Linked DNA regions of Mus musculus: regions 1, 2 and 4 are each linked to region 3. The links are chromatin loops, found by intact Hi-C in ENCODE. Cell type or tissue: heart. All regions are shown on one strand.

The links. Hi-C counts contacts between places; a loop is a spot of excess contacts. Peaks named below come from ENCODE experiments on the same cell type or tissue, not always from the same donor. Only the 100,000 strongest peaks of a DNase experiment are listed, where the experiment ranks them.
Region 1: a loop joins it to region 3, with 14 times the contacts of the local background. A loop is called at or near these places in 12 of 42 quality-filtered maps.
Region 2: a loop joins it to region 3, with 8 times the contacts of the local background. A loop is called at or near these places in 11 of 42 quality-filtered maps.
Region 4: it touches region 3 in a loop (7-fold over the local background); 9 of 42 quality-filtered maps call a loop at or near these places.

What each region holds. Positions count from the first base shown.
Region 1 is chr11:64,716,457-64,721,456 of GRCm38, forward strand. Gm30305 (a long non-coding RNA gene) reads right to left here and starts at 2,802. Exons shown (of 4, transcript XR_879925.1): 1 at 2,584-2,802. In heart, no CTCF peak of the experiment used is centred here; a DNase peak (open chromatin) is centred at 2,435; H3K27ac peaks cover 313 bases; H3K27me3 peaks cover 1,008 bases.
Region 2 is chr11:63,917,890-63,922,889 of GRCm38, forward strand. It overlaps Hs3st3b1 (heparan sulfate (glucosamine) 3-O-sulfotransferase 3B1), which reads right to left and starts at 4,395. Exons shown (of 2, transcript NM_018805.2): 1 at 3,445-4,395. The coding sequence starts at 3,998. In heart, a CTCF peak has its summit at 2,770; DNase peaks (open chromatin) are centred at 2,752, 3,352, 3,582 and 4,522; H3K4me3 peaks cover 4,572 bases; H3K27ac peaks cover 3,586 bases; H3K27me3 peaks cover 2,098 bases.
Region 3 is chr11:63,402,854-63,407,853 of GRCm38, forward strand. No RefSeq gene overlaps it. Among named protein-coding and RNA genes, the nearest start is that of Gm40016, 59 kb to the right of the region's middle. In heart, a CTCF peak has its summit at 1,999 (motif pointing right); no DNase peak of the experiment used is centred here; H3K27me3 peaks cover 1,464 bases.
Region 4 is chr11:64,896,352-64,901,351 of GRCm38, forward strand. It overlaps Gm12292 (a long non-coding RNA gene), which reads right to left and starts at 2,732. Exons shown (of 5, transcript XR_001780237.1): 1 at 2,591-2,732; 2 at 797-929. In heart, a CTCF peak has its summit at 2,614 (motif pointing left); no DNase peak of the experiment used is centred here; H3K27ac peaks cover 486 bases; H3K27me3 peaks cover 300 bases.

The DNA.
Region 1 (5,000 bases), 1.3 Mb after region 3:
CAATATGCCCTTCCATACATCCTTTCAAAGTACTCAAGGAGGGGTCAAAGATTTCTGTATGTAACTTAGACACTTATTTGTTTCAATAATACTCTAACAGCTCTATCTATTTAATATACCCTTATGATTCCCTGCTGCAGGGACATGGGATAAGTTCTTCCTCATGCCTCAGCCATAGTCTACCTGGCGTCTTCTTAGGTTTCTCTACTCTTCCTGTGATATTCTCTCCTTCACCTGTACACACTCAGGCAATGCCATCTCCTCAGATGGAATTCTCTACTGTCTTTACCACTTCCCATGGGGTCTTATCTCTAACCTGGCTCCCTCATTCCAGTCCATTTAATGACTCATTAACACATTACATTCAACATGTACAATGCACAACTGGCTATTCGATCTATGTCTGAGGTTCCTTCTCAGAAAATGGCATTTAACTGTTCCAACATGGTCACCTGCTTGTCATTCTTGCTTTCTCCCACATACTCATATCAGATGGCTTGATGAATCATCTCTTACTTGCACCCATCTCATGACCATTTCTCTGGCTTAGACTACATTGGCATCCCAGAATCCTGTAGTGGTCTCCTAACTGATCTTTTTCATTAGTCTTCCTCTCCTGCTATTCATTGTCCTCATGATCTCTAGGGACTCCCGTTTTAAAAAAAAAAATACACATTAAAAAATACACATAAAGAAGCCTTTATCTTCTTATGGCATCGTCCTTACTTAGAAGTGACACTGTATTTATCCTCCTTTTCAGTTTCTATATATGGCTGAAGTGATTCATATAAACAATCCTCTCTTCTGGAAATCACTCTCTGCTTTGCTTGTGCCTTATCAGCTCAATCTTTGTTGTTGTCGTTGTTGCTGTTGATATTCTAACTTTACAGAGATGGTTTCTGTCACAACAATGGGTAGCATTTTCTTTCCATTTTTGTTATTTGAAGATTCACTTTATTTTTATTTATGTATATGTCTGTGTATGTGTGCACATGGGTATATGCACATAGATGTCATACCTGCAGAGGCTAGAAGAGGGCGTCTGAGCACCCTGGAGCTGGAGTTAGGAGTAGTGAGCCCCCCAGCGTGGGTACTGGGATCTGAACCTAGGCTCTCCATAAGAGCAGCGAGTGCTTGGAACTGCTGGCTCATCTCTCCAACCCCGGCCCTTTGGTTTTGAGACTTTATCCAGGCAGTTACTTCAGCCTGGGTGACAACTTCCCTTCTCACCCATCAAGCCACATTTTTCTCCTAATACCTACATACTCTTCAAGCTGGCAAAAATGATGATTTCTGGAAAGTCTCCACTGATTCTCCCCAAGCCAATCAACACTGCCTCTGGCAGCCTTTCCCTTCTGGTACAGCGCTTTACACAGTGAGCTCTTGCGTGTGTTCTGCCTCTAAGGTAGACTCTGCTGCCTTCTACTTCAGTGATTGTTTGGTGTGCTATGGCAAGCTATCATCAGGCCACATCTGTCTCGACAGTTTAAAGTGTATATATCCAGTCTGCATTTGTCTGTAGACAATCCCCTAACTTCAACTCCAAACCATTTTGTAACTGCTACCCTGGTTCCATAGAGCTTTTCAACTTTGATAAGAAAACCAGTAAGAAAATTTCTCTCCTTTCCCTTCCCTTCCCTTCCCTTCCCTTCCCTTCCCTTCCCTTCCCTTCCCTTCCCTTCCCTTCCCTTCCCTCTTTTATTCAACCTCTCCTCTGGTCTATTCACCCTCATGGATGCACTCTAAGTTCTGTTTGAGGCATGTTAACTCTAATTTAAAAATCTCTCAGCTGTAAGAAAAGAGAAAGAAAAGAAATCCATTTTCTCTTTGCTGAAATTGAGATCCACTGCTAGTTGTAGGAAGGGCAATCAGGAGAGTTGGCCTTCAGCATTTGGCTGTCCTTGGGTTCAGACCTATGTTCTTCTACCCTGTTTCCAACCCTGATCTGTGTAGATCATGAGCAATGAGCTTGTTTGCCCTGCTGTGTGTGATTTCAGGCTGCTGAGCTGTTATCAAAGGAACGTTTGCAACTGGTGCTTCTCCAGGGCCCACACTTAAGTCACTGTCTTAAGGTTACAGGGGTCTCTGTCAGGTGTCCTTCACCTCCCACTGCAGCCCTGACATCTCCTGCACCGACAGACACTGGCCTCCCTATTTGCCCCTTCACTCTGAACTGTGAAAGTGCTTAAGGTTCTAAAATGCAGTTAGCAACCATCAATAACTCCTAAGTCAGGTAGAAGTCTGTTCATTCTTAGTCGTTTAACTGAGAACTTAAAATCATCTTAACCCATTTAGGAAAAAAACATAATCTTACATTAATGGCACTTATCTCATTCCTAGTATGCCACAAATTATGTAATTCCTGTGTGTGAGAAACTTGAACAGCCCACGATGCCTTTACATTGGGGCTCCCCCTACTGGTCAGCAGTGGGCCTGTCTGAGGAACCACTCCTCTGGAGGAGAACCCGGAAGCTTCAGCAAAAGCCCAGAGGCTGGACACTAAGAAAAAGGGGGAACCCAACTGGGGCTGGACACCAGGAAAAATGAGTGTGCCTGGGCTAGGTTAAAATGTTTTTATCTTACCTGGTTAATTCAAAGGTCTAAGTGCCCTCAGCATTTCTTAGTGATCTGACAAAGAATTTGCACCTATCAGTTCCTGTTGGAGCCCATGGATGGTCTAACCTTGGTCTGGACTCTGAAAGAGCAGTATAGGAGCCTCCAGAGAAAGAAAGGATTGAGGATACACGGAGAGGAGAGTACTGACTGCCGATTGTAACTGGCTGCTGCCCCTGGAGTCGAGAGGCTGGATCAACCCGTACTTATGAGCAGAGCTCTCTGGGAAAAACACGCGCGTGTTTCTCACGTTCCTTAAAGGAGATAAATTGAGACAATTTAATACCCAATCAAATCTTAATGATTTTACCTTCCATACTGTGCACGATAACTTCAAAGCTGTAGTCTAGTCAGTATATTTTGACTTGAAATTTGGTATTATGAAGTTTAGACCACAAGAAGGTATAGGCTAGTGGCCAATGAGATGGCTCAGAGGGCAAGGATGCTTGCTGCCAACCCTGAAGACCAAATTCAATCCTTAGAGCCCATATCGTGGGTAGGTAGAACTGAGCCTGGCAAGTTGTCCTCAGCCCTACCTTCATATTGCACACAAATAAATGTGGAAACAAATGTTAAAGAAGGGGGCATGCTGTTTAGGATCAAAAGCTTTGATGAGAAATAGGAGAATAAATCTCTTCCCCGGGCTTGTGGTGCTCTCACCATAAATGGTTTCTAAATCTGACCTTTATTTTCCAAGTTACCTCAGGCGACAAATCCAGAGAGTAATTACGATGTGTGTGTGCATGCGTGCACACACTATTTCAATAGTCATTGCTCTGTATGTACACAGATGTGTTTCCATTTGAGATTGCCATCAAAGTGTCATTAAGAAAATGCTTTAGAAATTATTAATTAGCTAAAATAATGTTTTCCTTGCATCAAATGGACAGGGATGTCGCCTAATTATCCTTTTGTTGTGGGTTAAATGCTTAGCAGTTTCCCTTATGTGAATTGGGCAAAGCCACGATTTTTCCTCATAAGCCTGCTCATTCAGTCTTAGATTGTCCTTTCATTTCACTTGAGACTTAACTGCGGATTAGGCCTCTTCAGAAAATATGAATATTTGAAAGAGCATTGGAACATTTCCACAGGACTGGGAGGTAACAACATTTAAAGGACAGAGTACATTGTTTTAAGCATTTTAGATTAAAGTGAGCTATCTTCGGACACATAAGCTGTAGACAAGTGACCTTTGTCCCACCTTCCCTTAGGCTAGCTGACACCCACAGCCCTGGAGTCTCTGTCTTATGGATATTTTTCAAGGAATATACTTTAGTCCTCTTTGGCTGTGCCTTATGCCCCTTCCAGTCAGTACAGTTAAAGTGAGAGATGCACAACCCATCTAAGTGTGGTGGAACACAGGAGTTGCAATCCCCGGACTCAGAAGGCAGAGAGGTTAAAAGTTCAGGGCCAGCCTGGACTGCTCAATCTCACACAACAAACAAACAAAGCTAACAGCACGAATCTCCTCTTCCTCTTAGCTGGGATGCAGACTGGCCAGTGAGAACAATTCCCAGAGTTTTGTGGCTGTGAATACAAAGGCAAGAAGGAGATGTCCTTTCTTACTTTGGAGCATCTCTGGGAGGCAACCAGGGTGTCAGCAAATAGTAATTGTGAACAGAGATGACACTGAACTCTGGCTGAGAAATGTAGGAACCAAGTATTTGAAGGAGGCTCAGGGTGAACCCGGTTTAGGGCTACATCTCAGCCCCACAAAGTGTCTTTGTTAGGGAGAGTGTGTGGATTTCTATCATTTGCTTTAGAGACACAGTTCCAACTAGTTACTAATAGAAATTTTGATAATAATGTGATTTCTATTTTTCATTCTGCTAACACTGTGTGTTCCATTTATGAATCTGTCTGTGTTGAAACATCCTCACATTACAGAGATAAAGCTTATTTGGTCATGGGACATGACTATTTTCATATACTGTTGAGTTCAGCCCTCTAGACTTTCACTGAGAATTTCTAATGTTTATGTTCACCAGGAATGCTATAGGAATCAAAATCTCAAAGTACCAACACTAAAACAGATCTGTTATCGATCTGTTATCTATCTATCTATCTATCTATCCATCCATCATCTCCCTATCCATCTATTTCAAACCTGTCATTCATCATAAATACAACTTTTATTTGTTTACTGTACTTTTAATAAACTAGAGAATGATAAGAACTATAGACATCTTTTAAAAAAAGAAATTTCAAAGCCTGAATCTTAAAGCCAGGGCATCAGAGTCCGCCCGGTGAGATGCACACCTAAGAGATCACTCCTGTCATATGAAGAAGCTGAGGGAGAGGAGCTGGGAATACCTGTGGGCCTTGACCTCCTCTGAATGTCAGAGTTGGAAACTAGATACATCCCAACATCCAATGATGTGACATCC
Region 2 (5,000 bases), 520 kb after region 3:
AAACAGTGCCTGGAACAAATGTTTAGTACATTTTAACAGTATTGTTAAACCACACACACACAGACACAAACACACACACAGAGCGAGTCACACACATACACACACCCACAGAGATCGACACCCCCACTCACTCCCCGCCCCCCCCCACTCCCTACCCCCACCCCCCTCTGCCGCTTATTTTGTACAACAGAAATTGAAAGGGGACCTGAAAGAAGTTCCCACTACTGTGGAGCAAATGACAATCATATAAAGTCTGACTAACTTAACTCCTAAACTCTGGTCATCAAATTCTTGGAAATTTACAAAAACTTGAGCTGGATCAAGAAGAAATCCTTTTTAAAAACATCAATGTCTCTCTGTCAGTTTAAATCTTTATACCAGGCCGGCTGGTGGCTTGCTCCAAGGCCTGTAAATTTCTGGTCTCCTAACCCCAATCCTCTCAGACACCACAGCCCCATGAGCCCCTTAGACATCACTAAGTTTGGAAAGTGATCAGAGAACCCTGGATATGAACTGGAAAGTCAGCTCAGAACTCTGGACAAACTGGGCCTCAAACAGACTGGAACTAGCTCATATTAGCTTCGATTTTGCAAACTTGGGTGGTGGAGGCAGCAGGGTCGGCTCCAAGTTGCCACCAAAGCAGGCTCTGACCTCCCAGGATTCTGCCACACACCCTACCCCACCCCCACCCCCACCCCCACGTTGGCTGATGGTGCATTGGTAGGGAGCTGTAAGGACTGCAAATTCCCTGGCATCCAGGAAAATCCACGAGGCTCTGGGCCCCTGGCAGGTCTGTGTATTAACCCATTAAACTCATTAACAACTCGCTCAGACACAGCCACGACCCTCATTCTACAACCGATTGCCCGCTGACCCCAGAACTCAACCATCCATTCCACACACCCTCCCATTTTGTCTCAAAGGCCTTAAAAGCGCCTCGCCTTGCTCACACTTCGGCTTTGAGGACTTGTTTTAACCAAGATTGTGCCTTGCAACAACATTCTAGTTAATCATTATTTATGCTGTTCTCCAGCGGGTGGCCTATCTCGGGACAGAGAAGGAGGGACCCTACAGGCCTGGTTTGGAGCACAGCCTTGAGTGCCCGGTGGACTCCAGCCGGGAAGGGATAGTTGCAGCCCTCTGGGTCAGCGGCTCCTGAGCCTGTTGGATTTAGACTTTCAAGGTTGCTTTCAAATAAATCGTGAAGTCCTTACATTGCTCCAGGCACTCCGAACAGTCTAAAATGATTTATAAGCTCTAAATAAACAGCATTAACTTTTTTTTCTTTTAAGAAAATATTCAGTAACTCTGCTGGCACACTGGTCGCTGGTGGGACAGCCAGGGAAGGCCGCGCGGACAGGACACTTGCGCTACTGCTACTGCAGCTAGATCACCAGGTCACCGCCGCGAGGCCCGTGCCTCCCTATGGCTTCCGAAGGAAAAGGACCCCGGCCCCCCGCGGCCTGTTGGAACCCGGGTGGCCCGCATGGCTGCTGGCGGCGCGGTTTCGGGTCGCCGGTCCCCGCCAAGCTCTTCGGCTGTGCTCTCCGTCGCCGCCCAAGAGAAGCGAGGGCCTCCAGAGCCCCAAGGGCGGTGGCAGGTGGAGGCAGCCACCTCTGCCGCCGCCTCTGTGTGAATCTTCCAGTGGGGATTTCCACCACCTGCCCCAGGTGCCTCTAAAACCTTCAAGGGCTCAGCGACTCGCCCGCCACTTGCTACCAACCCAGCCCGAGTGGGTCTGGTTAAAAAAAAAAAAAAAAAAAAGACCCAGGCTGCCTCGGGTTCGGCTCCGCCAGAAATGATTCTAAAGATTAGCCTGCCACCAGGTCCTCGGAACCTTATCCCAGGAGCCCGTTGTGTACAGGACGAGTGGAGGCAAAGAGGTAATGGCATCAACAACACATCGATGGCAACAGCCTACAGATAGCGAAGGCCCCCGTGGTAAACTGCTCCTGGCTGCACCCAAGGATTCACCCTTCCAGGCCCAGCCAGAATCCAAGTTATTCCCAGTGCCCGGATGAGACCCAGGACTCATCGGACGAGAATCCGAGCGTTGCACCCGGAGTCTCCATTCTTAGCCCGCAGTGTTCTGGGAACTGTGAGAAAGGAGACCGTCACTGCTGGCTTAAACCTCCAGACTTGGGCAACTCTTCCCAATTTAAAATAATAATAATAGTAGTAAAGAACAAAGGGGAGGGGGCGAGAGAGGCTGGGAAGGAAGCTGCTTTAATCCTCAGGGTCAGGCCCTTTTATTTGCCACGCCATCCGTGTCCTAGAAAGTATGGTCGAGGCAGAGAGCCGGGTTCGGTTCGTGTTTCTCCTTGTTTTCGGAAATCCTGATGCTCTTTGAAAGTAATTGGGTCTGGGGGGAAAAAAATCGAGGGAGACGCTAATGCTGGGTGATGACCTAAAGCGCTGAGGACCCGGCTGGGTTTCCGGAAACTGGGGTGTGACCCCTCCAGCAACTCACACCAAACCAGCAGCCCGGGATGCAGTGGGCAGAGGTCGTGAATGTGACCCGGGAGCCTCGGTCCCTTTAGAACTGGGCTCACAGCCGGAAGCCACGACCCCGAAACAACCCTCATTTCTCAATCAATGGCCCAGGGATATTCTTTGAGGTCGGACATGTACCAGGTCCGCAGAAATACACGTCCTTGTCTTGGCGCTCCCAGCACCGAGACCGGGAAGGCGAAGCGGCTGCGCCGGCAGCGCCTCGGGCGCCCAGAAGCCTTCAAAGAGGCTGCGCGCTGCAGTGCGCGCCTTTGCCCGACAGGGACCAGCACAGCTCCACGCCCGGCGCGCCGCAGCCAGCAAAGTCGCGCAGCCTCCCGGTTACCCTCCCTAGCACAAGCGCCTCGCAAGCTGAGCGGGTCAGACCCCCTTCGGGTTGCGGCAACAAGAAGAATTGTAACAAAAAGTTAGACTCAAAACACCCTTGGCTCTGAGCCTTAGCCTGCGCCCCTCTCCCCATCTGGGCAGCAGAAGCGACTCTAGCAGTTGGTGCTCGTTAAAGGCTGTGACCCAGAGGCGCACAACACTCCTCCCCGCGTCCCTGGCTGCAAGAGAGACAAAATCCTAACCACTCCGAGTTATTCGCGTGGGATGCGGCCACAGCCAAAAGGTAACCGGTTCCTCCGGCGCTTTCCCAGTAGCTGCCGGGTGGGTGTCTTTGTGGAGAGATCACCTAAATGGTTCTAGGGCGCAGCATACCAGCCAACGGTGCCAAGCTAAAAGTTTCTGTAGGTGGCTGTCTCAGCCTACTCCGGAGCATCTGATTTCTCCCCAACTGTCCACCAGCAATGTGCGGTCGCACTTTGGTCCCCGCCCGCCCTAAATTGACGGAAGTTGTACCCCTGCTTCCCTCCCCACCTGACGCGCAACGGCCGGTGGGGGCTCACGGTCGGGATCACGGCCGGCGCAGCGGCCCCTGGAGAGGAAACTCACCGGTACCAGGCAAGACCCTTGTGGTAGCTGCGGTCGAAAAAGTGGGGCTCGGCGCCCACGGCGCGCACGTCGGGGTGCACGCGCAGGAACTCCAGCAATGCCCGCGTGCCGCCCTTCTTCACCCCGATGATGATGGCCTGCGGCAGCTGCTTGCTCCCAGCGCCGCTGAAGAAGCTGGAGATGGGACTGGGGGAGTCCGGCGCCTCTGGACTCTGCTCCTCCTGGCTCCCAGCGCCTACTGTCTTATCCTTGCCTGCAGCCAGCGAATTGGCCGGAGGTGCCCGGAAGGGCATCTTAGGGGATGTCTCATTCGGAGCTGTGACCAGGGCTGGCTGAGCGTGAGTAGCGCGGGACCCCGAGCCCAGGAGCAGCAGGCCGGGAGCGGCGGTACAGGAGCCGGCGCACGAGTACAAAAACATGTACAGCCAGATGCAAAGCATGGCGAAGAGCAGCGCGAGCTTCCTCCTCACCGGCGGCGGGGGCGGCGGCGGCTGCGGCAGGAACCGGCCCGGGACATCGAGACAGGACCGGCCGCCGCTCAGGCGCTGCCCCATACGCGGCCCGCGGGCGCGGCCAGGGGCATGGCTCAGCACATGGCAGGAGTCCCGCCGGAACAGAGAGCACCGCGACGGTCCCCTGCCACTTTGAGCCCGGAGTGATTCGGTTTATTGCCCTCCTGCGCGCGCGGCTGCCGAGGCTGCGGCTCTTCCCCGGGTGGCGGCGGCGGTTGCAGCGGCGACGGCTCTTGACATGATGCCCACGAGAAGCCGGGGTTGGAAAGCTAAGTCCAGGCGACGGGAACTGTGAGCAGACGCGCTGTCAGTTACGCTGTGCCCCGCACTCAGTAACTCTGGACGGGGCGCACGACAGCTCGCCGGGGCTGCCTCCTCGCAGCCAGGAGATTGAGAGCAGCCCCGGCGCTTGCCCGCTGAGGCTGCGGCGGAGAACTGCGCAGGAAGAGAGCCCAGCACTGAGGTGGAGTGGGCGGTCCCGGCCTTCCGAGTGACGGGCTGCGCTACCTACCAGGAGGCGCGAGCAGCATGCAAATGCCGGAGCTTCACCCAAGTCGAAACAGCCAATCGTCTCTCGGAACGTGGGGGTGTGGAAAGGGTTCGCGAAGGGGGGTAGAGCAGTATGGGGTTGCTATTGGCTTCAGAATTCAAGGGGCGGGTTCAGGGAGGCGAGGCCATCGGCTGGTGACAGGAGCAGATGGTGAGGATGCTGGAGTGACCCAACGCTGAAAGAGGTCCCACCCGGTTGAGTGGCGCTCTCTTATACACGCGCGCTTTTCCACACTCGCTTCTGAGGCCAGTCTTGGCTATAGTTGCCTATGTGACAAAGATGCCAGTCCTCATCCAAGGGTCCCGCCATCCGGCTCCTGAGTGTAAAAGCTGCAGAAAAGAGACAGGGATGGAAGAGGGAAAGCCGACCAGACGTGTTTCCAGCCCCACCCGCAAACCCAGTTTCATAATCGGGGCTCAGGGAAGGGCCTCCAACAGACCCTGATTTAGGAAGTTTAAGTAGGGAAAACCTCGGCGGAAGTCACTAACTTTCCC
Region 3 (5,000 bases):
ATTAAACCTCACAGAACCAAGAGCCTGTGTATCCCTTTAATTGTCCGCCATCAGGAGTTGCATAACAGAGCCATGTATCCGGACCTCTCTGCCTTTGTTAAGTAACTGCTAGCTAAGCTTTCTTCCTTCTGTTTTTTTGATGGGGGAGGGTGGGGTGGGGTGAGGACCTCGTGTTCCCTATCCTGACATTGAACAGCCTGTGTACCGCTGAGAAGAACCTTACACGTCTCATCCTCTTCCCTCCATCCCATCCTGTGCCTAGATGCTAGGATTGTAGGCATGTGCTAACTACCATATCTGTTCTGTGCAGTTTGGGGACTTGAATCCAGGACTTCTTGAATGCTAAGCAAGCACTCTACCAACTGAGCTACACTCCAAGAACTGTTTCTTTGATTAATTAGTTAATTAATTAGTTTGTTTGTTTGTTTTTGAGACAAGGTCTTGGCATGTAGCCTAGGCTAGCCTCAGAGGCGTAGCAATCCTCATTCTCTTGCATGTTGGGATTACAGGCAAGAATCACCACTCTTGGTTTAGCTAACAGTTTAACTCTTTGGCTATTTATAAATGGGGTCATGAATTTTACATTATTTTAATGTAAAGCTTTGCAGCCAAACTGGTCATTTTTCAGCATTTAGCTGACTGCGCTCTTAAAGCCCATATTACCAAGCACACTGTTTAAATTGTATTAACATAATTTTAGATATTACCATGTTGTCTTTTCCCTGTGTGTGGGTATCTAATTCTCTTCTGTGGTCACACATTCAATGTCCTTTCTCTGCTCCTGCTCTTGAAGACTCACAGTCCTCAGTTACACCAACAGTCTGTGCTCATGCTGTAATGACGGCACGATATTCACCCAGAGGCAGGCAGACACTGGAATGCTTTCTCTTATAAGTTCATAGCCACACTATTTTTCTTTGTTTAAAAATGTATTTTTTACAATATTCCCAAATATTGGAGCACAATTATGAAGCCACTGTAGTTTACCGTTTCCTATGGCCGAGTATCCTAGCTAAGGCAAGGTCAGCGGTCAAAGGTGAAACAGTGAAAGAAAATTTCTTCCTGGTTCCTCAGAAAGACCGTCCTGTTTTAGATGATTCCCACTAACGGTCGGAATCCCATATCCCTCTCGCCACTCAGCCCTTTGTGCCTCATCTGAGTTATTTGTCTGCATCTTGTCTCCTCCCTTAGAGATGTTTCCAGGGCAGAGTCTATGGCTAATTCATCTTTCTAAGAACTCAGTTCATCGTCCCGATGGAAGGCCAACCAATAAGCGCAAACAATTAATCAACAAGTTCTGAATCTGATCCTAACATTTGTACCTGATTCCTGTGTCCCTGCAGAATGGCCGTGATGCTGACGGTGGCAAATTGAACCGAACAGACTTAGTTATGTGCTGTATTAAAATATATAGGAGAGAGACATATAAAGGGACACTTGGGTCCTTGGTAACTTGTGAAATGTCAAGACCACCCTCAGTCCCTTACCAGCCCACAATGCCATCTTCCAGGCTCAGTTCAAACCTGGAGACCTGGTTCCACCAGCTCTAGCACTAAGAAACTGTCTGTTTGTCCTGGGCACATCAGCCTTTTCTTCCATACAACGCCACAGGGTTTTAAAGTAAATCTCAAGGGGCAATCCCAAGACCAGGGCATTCATACCAGCAAATTGGAGGTAGAGGCAGGAAAACCATAAATGAGGCCAGTCTGACTTACAAGATGCGTCTATAGCATTTCACCAGACCGCTTCCATAAACACCCACCACAGCCTTTATCAGCTCTAAGCCCAGCCTGCTCTGTGTTCCCGTAATACAAACTTGGAAAACATCCTGCATCAGGAGAAAAATCAGTACAATGTTTCTATTGAATAGGTCATGGCCCGTTTGTTTTCTTCCAAATCTCTTAGGAAAAGAGATTTGTAGGTAATAGGATCCAAACAAGTGGTCCCAAATAAAAACTTCTCGGGTGTACAGTGCCTCACTGGCGTGTCCACCGGTAGAGGGCGCCTTACCCTCAGCAATACTCCCTAGGGTTCAGGCGCTTCTTCACCTTACCGTTCTCAGGATGCCAATTAGCAAAAATGCAAAATAGCTTTCTCTTCCTTCCTCGAATTTCTTGAATTTTGAAAATAAGACTGTCTTCCTGATTTAGAGGTGCTAGGTTCTTAAGGAGCCGAGAGAGGACAGCCTTTCCTGCACAAGGAAGCGTGGAAAGAATCATGGGGTGGGATGCAGTCATCCTCTGAGGTTGAGTTCACCCGGCCAACCCATCACGGCTCAGAGACTGGTGTGTGGCTTTCTCAGCTATAGAAACTTTGTATGTGTACATATCAAACGGGTTTGATTTTACACAAATGAACTTGTGCCGCTTATGAATGAACCATCCAGCTCTAACCTTGTGAGCAGAGGTTGCCGATGTCAGTCAGCACTTGACTGGTGGCCAAATGAAAGGACTGACCTCTAGGGAGGTGGAGGCTCAGGCCCAAATCCCTCTAATTGCTAAGGAAAACGGGGTTCCAAAGCCCAGTTGCTGAGGACCAGCGCTCCAAAGATCAGAAAACTCGGTAATCAGTGCCTGAGAGAACCCAGAGCACAGAACAGGAGTCAGAATAGTGTATGAAGCGCCTTTTGGAAGGCTTTAGCAAGAGTCAAATGTACAATTCTATATTATTCATAATTTTCATAATTGGGATAATTGGGGGTAGAAGTTGCTTGGAATTTCTTTCCTTTCGAGACAGGCTTTCTCTGTGTACCCTTGGCTGTCCTGGAACTCACTCTGTAGACCAGGCTGACCTCAAACTCAGAAATCCACCTGCCTCTGCCTCCTGAGTACTGGGATTAAAGTTCTGTGCCATCGCTCTCAGCTCTGCTTCTGATCTCCGTGCTCATGTTAGTTTGCATGTGTGCTGTCGTCTGCGTTCCATTTTCAACACAGTAACAAAAGTACTGAGAGCAGGGTAATTTTATTAAGAAAAGAGTTTTATTTGGTTTAGAGTGTTTAAACTGGAAACATCTTACAGGCTTTGAGCCCCTGCACCCCAATACACACACCAGGTCTGCTGTGCCATCCCAGATCACATCTCACAACTGAAAGGAGTAGGGAGTCCCCAAATCCCCTTGGAGGCATTCCCCCCATTGACCTAAGAATCTCCAAGCTCCACTTTGTTTAAAGTCAGGGTCCTGCCATATATAGCACAAGGTAGCCTGCACTTCTGATACTCCTGCCTGGACCTCCTCAGAATTGACATGCACCACAAGATCTGGCTGAGGCCTCTGCTGTTAAATTCCCACATTTTCTACAGCCTCACTGATCACAGCGGCTTCATTTAACATGGGTTTCCTGAGAGGCAAGTCTCATCTAATCACAGCACCCTGCTTCTGAGGAAACACTCACTTTCTTTCTACCCAGGTGATCTTGGAGATGTCCAATCAACAGGAAAAGCCATGCCTTTGCCCACAGTGCACAGACTCCTGCATGCTTGATGTGACCTCTCAACCCTTGGCCTACCTATCTCCTGTTAGTACGTCCACCCTCAGCTGCTGTTCCTCAGGCCTAAGGTTCTCTCCACTCCAAACTTCTGAGGGTGAGATCTGCTTCCTCCATTACCACCAGAGGGTCTGAGTGGTCACCTGGTTACTGGACTCTGTCAACTTGTGTAGAAGCATTTGGTTATCTTTATAAGCCACTGACCACTACTCAGACTTGTGTTTATGTTTGGTGTACCCATCCATGACTAAAATACACATTTTGTGAAAGCAGAGCCTTCGTCTTCCATGGCTCACCCTCTTATCCTTAGCTCTCCACGGATCCTGGAGGAAAGCTACAGGATAATGTCAATCTGAGCTGTGTGCGTCGACCTTAAGTCTGGAACTCAACTTCTAGGAGCGCTTCTTCTTCTTCTTCTTCTTCTTCTTCTTCTTCTTCTTCTTCTTCTTCTTCTTCTTCTTCTTCTTCTTCTTCTTCTTCTTCTTCTTCTCCTTCTCCTTCTCCTTCTCCTTCTCCTTCTCCTTCTCCTTCTCCTTCTCCTTCTCCTCCTCCTCCTTCCTCTTCCTCCTCCTCCTCCTCCTCCTCCTCCTCTTCCTCCTCTTCCTCCTCCTCCTCTTCCTTCCTCTTTTTTCTCCTCCTCCTCCTCCCCCTCCTCCTCCCTCTCCTGTCACTCCTCCTCTTTCTATTCTTATTCTTATTCTTCCCAATAGAAGTTTCTTTAAGCATGCTTCAAGTGGTGTTTGAGCCAGCCCTAAGACCAGACTAAGACTGAGCCTGCCTCCTTGGGACATCAGGTCTAATTGATGGATGAACATGATCACTTGCATTGTGACTCTTATGGACTGACTCCATGATTCTATTTCTTAACCCAATGGATTCCAACATAAAATTCTTCATGGGGGAAGGGTAGCATCAAAGACATGGACAAATCCTGCGTGATGGATGAAGTGCTAGACTTCAGGGGAGAAGGGATCTGTAAACTGGCATGTGAAGGCGATTTAAAATAAATGACATATGAGACTGGCATGCCACTGTCTGTGATGCCATCTGACCCTCTCTGGAAGCTATGAGATAGTCTGGGAGGATACTAATAATTCTCCCTTATCACTCTTAGTATAAAATGGAATACTGTAGTATTCAGAAGACAGAGCAACTGTGCCTTTCTCATTTGATACGGATAAACCGAGCGTCTGAGAGCAGTCCTTGAGAGATAAAGGCTATGAGGAATTCTAATGCATGCAGCCCTTCAGTCATCAAGATTATGGATCCCTCCCTCACTCTATACCAAGAAGCAGAGACAAGTCTTAGGCTCTGGATAGATGAGGTGGCAGAAATTGGTATCCTAAGTCCACATGTATTAGGTGCCATTGCCTACATTCCTGGCTTGTTTTGTTCTGTGAGATTCAGCAGAAATGCTTTCCAGGACATATTACCAAATTCCCACAGCTCTGTAAAGCACTGATTTGTGATTTTGAAAACAAGAACATCAGAGAAGTTAAAGGGTATGTGTGTTAG
Region 4 (5,000 bases), 1.5 Mb after region 3:
AGCGCATCCCACACAGACCGCACAGGAGACTCAAAAGTACAGTCGGATGCTCCTTGACGGTTGCAAACTACACTTTCCGTTGTTAGCTGGAGTGAGTTTCTCCTGGTTACACAGTTCACCCTACAACGGTGTGCTTTATCATGCTGTCAAGCACCCCCTGGGTGTCACGCCTAGCACATCTCCATTCCTCCACAACAGCCGCAGAGGGTTGTTCACCGGTGACGCCCAGACACCCAGAGTCCTGTGAATGCACTCTTTCATGCTTGCACAAAGACAGAATTGCCAAGGGGCACATTTCCCAGAATGCATCTCTAATGTTAAGCAGTCATACCTGTATACCTGACAGCATGTATAATGCTAATGTTTGTATTTCAGAAATCACACACACACATACACAATATTAGTTAGTTTTCATAATTGTTATAAAATACATAATATAATATAATTAATTTACAAGCAGAAAAGTTCTGCTTAATTCTAAGGCTTCAGTCTATGGAGAGGATCCCTCTATTCCTTTCAAGGGTAAGGACAAATGACCTGGCTTCTAGCCCTACTCTTTAAAGATGTCACCACCTCCCCAAAGCATCACTGGAGACCAAGCCTTCTATATATGGACCTTTCAGGGACATGTACCCAAACCATAGCGCGCGCGCGCACACACACACACACACACACACACACACACACACACACACACACACGAATAGTACCTTGTTAATAATGAACAGATGGTTATTATGGTCAGCCATTCAGTTATTGACATTTTTAAACACATGCAACAGAAGAGGTGTCTGACCTTTATATGAGAAAGCAGGAGAGGGCCCGACATCGATTGATGGGTGACTGGCTCTTTGGTGCTATGAAGGAGTGTCATCAATAGTGGAGATGAAACGTGACAAGATACCTTAACACAAGTATCAGAAGCTTACCTGATTAAAAAAAAAAAAAACAAATAAATTGCAGATCTCAACAACAGGATGCTGAAAACACATAAATTTTAAAACTATACATTTTTTTAGAGACAAGGGCATGGTGTTAAATTAGGGAGAAAAGACAGGAAATGAGAAAATGGGAGCACTGCTGGTGGGGAGGAGGGAGGTGAGGAGGAAATTCAAGGAAGCCAGTGTGTGTGCTCCCAAGGGACAGAGACAGTGCTCGCTGTGTCCCTAGGCTCCTCTCATAGTAGGCGTGTACATCTGTGCTTTACAAATAACTTCCTTTAAGCATGAACATCTTTGCATATATTCAATGAAATATGATCACATCTAATCTCTATTTCCCCTTCCAGCTTCCTCCATATATTTCTTCCAAGACAGGCCCCAATCCACATGAAATATTGCTTTTTTTTTCCCTCTCTGTAAACCCAGCCAATATCACTTAAGCTGGCAGTTTCCCTAGTTTGATCAGGTCTTATGCTGGTGACCACAGCTGCTATGTGCCCATCTGAGAGGTCCACGCCTTGCCAAGAAGACAACACTTCACAGCTCTCCTCTCAGCCCCCAGTTCTTGCATCCTTCCTGCCTCTTATTTCACAGTGTTCCCTGAGATCAATGCAAGAAGAACTGAAAAAGATGTTCAATTTAGGATTGGTATCTATTCTTGACTGTCAATATATGTATAACCACTGTAGGTATGCTATGCCAAAGTTTTATCAAATATGGTATGCATATACAAATGTAAAATATATAACACATCATATATGTGGTGCATATATATATATATATATATATATATATAAAACACAAACATGATTTAATAATTAGTAATAATGAAAATCAATTTGAATAGAGGCATACTTCTACCTAGAAAGATTCACACACACTGCCTTGCTCCCTAGGGAGCAGGGCTGGAGGAGAGGGGCTTCTCCATATATCTTGCACTTTTCTACAGAGAAGATTCATCTGATGATAACATGAAGAAGTGTAACACTAGGAATCTGACGGTATTACAATCCTTCTCGGTCCTTGTCCAGTTCTCTGTTGGTAACAGAGCGGCAGCTGGCTGAAGAGCACAGAGCTTTCTTAGATTTGCGGAAAGATGAGATGTGGAGACAGGTGCATTGGCCTTGACTTCCGGGCATGAGCTGAAGTGTGGACCAGCATAGCCTGGATTCAAGCATCTATCATGGAATCTTGAGAGAGAGAGAGAGAGAGAGAGAGAGAGAGAGAGAGAGAGAGAGAGAGAGAAAGAGACCGAGAACATCCCGGTCATCTGAGAGCACAGAACCGCTGCCTGAGTCGTGGCGAATTCCGAGGTAGAGATGGCACAGAAAAGCAAGATTGAAGTGTGGAGCAAAGTTGGCAGACAGGGACACAGGGTTGCACTCCAAAGAAAGGGGTCTCAGCAGATTAGAAACGCAGGTTGCAGGCCAAGGTCAAATTTGGAATGGACTGTAACATGGAATGAGAAATCCGATGTTTTCTAATTTCTACAGGTTTCTCTTGAAATTTCCTTCAGTAAACACGTTGGAAAAACCACTGCCTGCTGTGTGTGGTCCCCACAGCACACAGGCATGGAGGTCATAGCCAGGACAGCGGAGGAAAAGCCAGTCTAGAAACCAGGTATGCCAGGTGCTGTAAAGCCGATGTACCTTCTGCCCTCTGCTGGCAAGCTAGGGAATTACGACAGCGAGGCTCCTGCCTTAAAAGGATGTCACCCAGACAGCAAGCAGCTTCTGCACCAGCGACAAGTAACCCTTTCAAGTTGTTATCGTTCTTATCTGGTAACAGTTCGGTGAAGCGTTGTCTTCCTCCTCTGCAGAAGAATGCAGGCCACGGGGCACAGAGACAGGGTGCAACATGCTACATGCCCTGCTTCAGCCCCCAGTCTCCTCTCCACTGTGCCAGCCAAAGGCTGTAAGCCTAGTCCAATAAGTCAGAAGGCCCAGACCACCAGTCAGATTCACGCTTTCGGGTGATCTGGGGGAAGGCTGGGATCTCTTTAGGAACTGGAAACCATTAGAAAGCTGTATCAGGAATATAGAAGGAGAACAAGATCTTTAGTGTGGGGGGAGGGTGATTTTGGGATCTCTCCCACACCCGCACGGACCCACGTGCTCCTCACTTTATTAGCTTTCCTGGCAAGCTCATGATGATAGGAGGTGCCTTCTCCACCACGGGTTTTACACTCACAATATAATAGAGGGAACAGAGGTGAAGGTGGGCTGTCTGTAAATTGTCCTGACATCTCCAAGCTAAACTTTTGACACCAGTGTCACCCTGGCAGCCTGAACCCACCAGGCCAGGCCAGAGTCAGCAAGGAGAGGTCAGTAGCCGATTAAGCAAAGCTCTCTTGTCTTACCCCAGCTGAGGTGCTGAGCCCCTTAGCACCTTGTCAAACACGAAATTTAATCCCGGTTTTATTTTCCAATTGCTTTTTAAAAAACGCACTCCCCATTCGGGGCGATAGGGGGAAAAGGTCCTTTTAAAATGATTTATTACGTGTTAACAGCTAGAGAAAACCTAAACAATGTCTCCATAAAGACCCAAGATCACGTTTTTAATTAAGAGCCACAACTTTTAATGGCAGGCATAATGTGCCCATTCATTCCAGGGCACGGGCACCCTGGGTAACCCAGCAGTCACATTCGGTGGAGGAATAACACCCTTCAGTTCGCACCTCAAAGCCTCCTGTTAAAGAAAATAACAATAACGTAAGCCCCTTTTAAAACAAGCTTGACATTTTAACAGAAAGGACACATTCTGTTGGAGGGCAGGGGCGCCTGCTGCCACTGCTTCTTGGGCTGACAATGGTCCTCTCAGTGCCTAGAAGCTCGCCAGCCTCCTAAACTGCATTGCACAGCTAAATCACTGTAAACAAGCCCAGTATGAGTTACCTGGTCAGTTCCTGCCCAAACTCGAGGTGGTGGTGGGGGGGGGGGGCTGTGTCCCCAGAGTATAACCAGTTCCTGACTCCTTCACAAACTGGCCCTTTACAAGCTGTTATTTTCTCTACTTGGTTTGTTGAAGATTAAAAGCTAAGGCTCTAAGTGAACAGGGTGCTGGGAACCCTGTTTGTATTAAGTACTGTTCGTTCCTTGCTTCCCACAGGCAGGGATCCCAGGAATGCAGTGAGGCCAACATGGCTGTTATCCACTAACCTAAAAGTCTTGTTCCTTGAGGGTGAGAACACTGGGAAGTGGCAAATGAAGGATGCACCACTGTGGTGAAGTTGCGCAGACATTGTGAACTGGGAAGGGCAAAGCTCAGTGGTGGGGTGCAAGAGACGTACCCTTAAGATACAACACTACTGCACCTGAGAGAATAGAAGAGGGATGGCTGGAGACTCACCTCCTGGCCCTGCTTCTCTGTAGGGCATTGTAAGAGTCCCTGCCCTCCCTATGGCTGGACAAAGGAACACCCTTATCTTGGAAGACACCAGTCCCAGAGGAGAGTATGATGAATGGAATGTTGCTTAAATTCTCCCAATTCATGACATGCCTCTTAATCTAAGCATTAAAATGGTACACATCGAAACTGTTTGGGGGGGGGGAATCTTCATTTCTAAGGCTTTTATCATATAAATTTACGTGGAAATAATCTATGTACTCTCTTGTTATTCTGACTTATATTACAGGAACTTCAGCCATATGCTCTGTATTGGTTTGAAAGGTAGGCAGGTCAGCCTTCCATGGCAGAGAGAACGAGGGAGCGGTTCACATGGTGATGGACAGGAGAGCCGGAGTGGCTGGTAGGGAGGTCCTTACACTCCCCAACCCCTTTATTCAATGCCAGCTGGTGATGGGTGTTACCCATATTCAGGGGAGGGCTCTCATCTTTACTTAATCCTTTCTGGAAATGGCTTTAGCGACAGACCCAAAGCTGAGGCTTCCTACTCTCCTAGGTAGTCCCCAGTGCAATCAAGTTGAAAACTACAATTAGCTATCACAGAAGGGCATTGCTTTTCCCTCTCCCTGGGGCCACACTGACGGACATGATCCAAACTATTTCATTCCATTTGTTGTTACCATGACAAAATATTTAGGGCTTGATAAAGAAAAG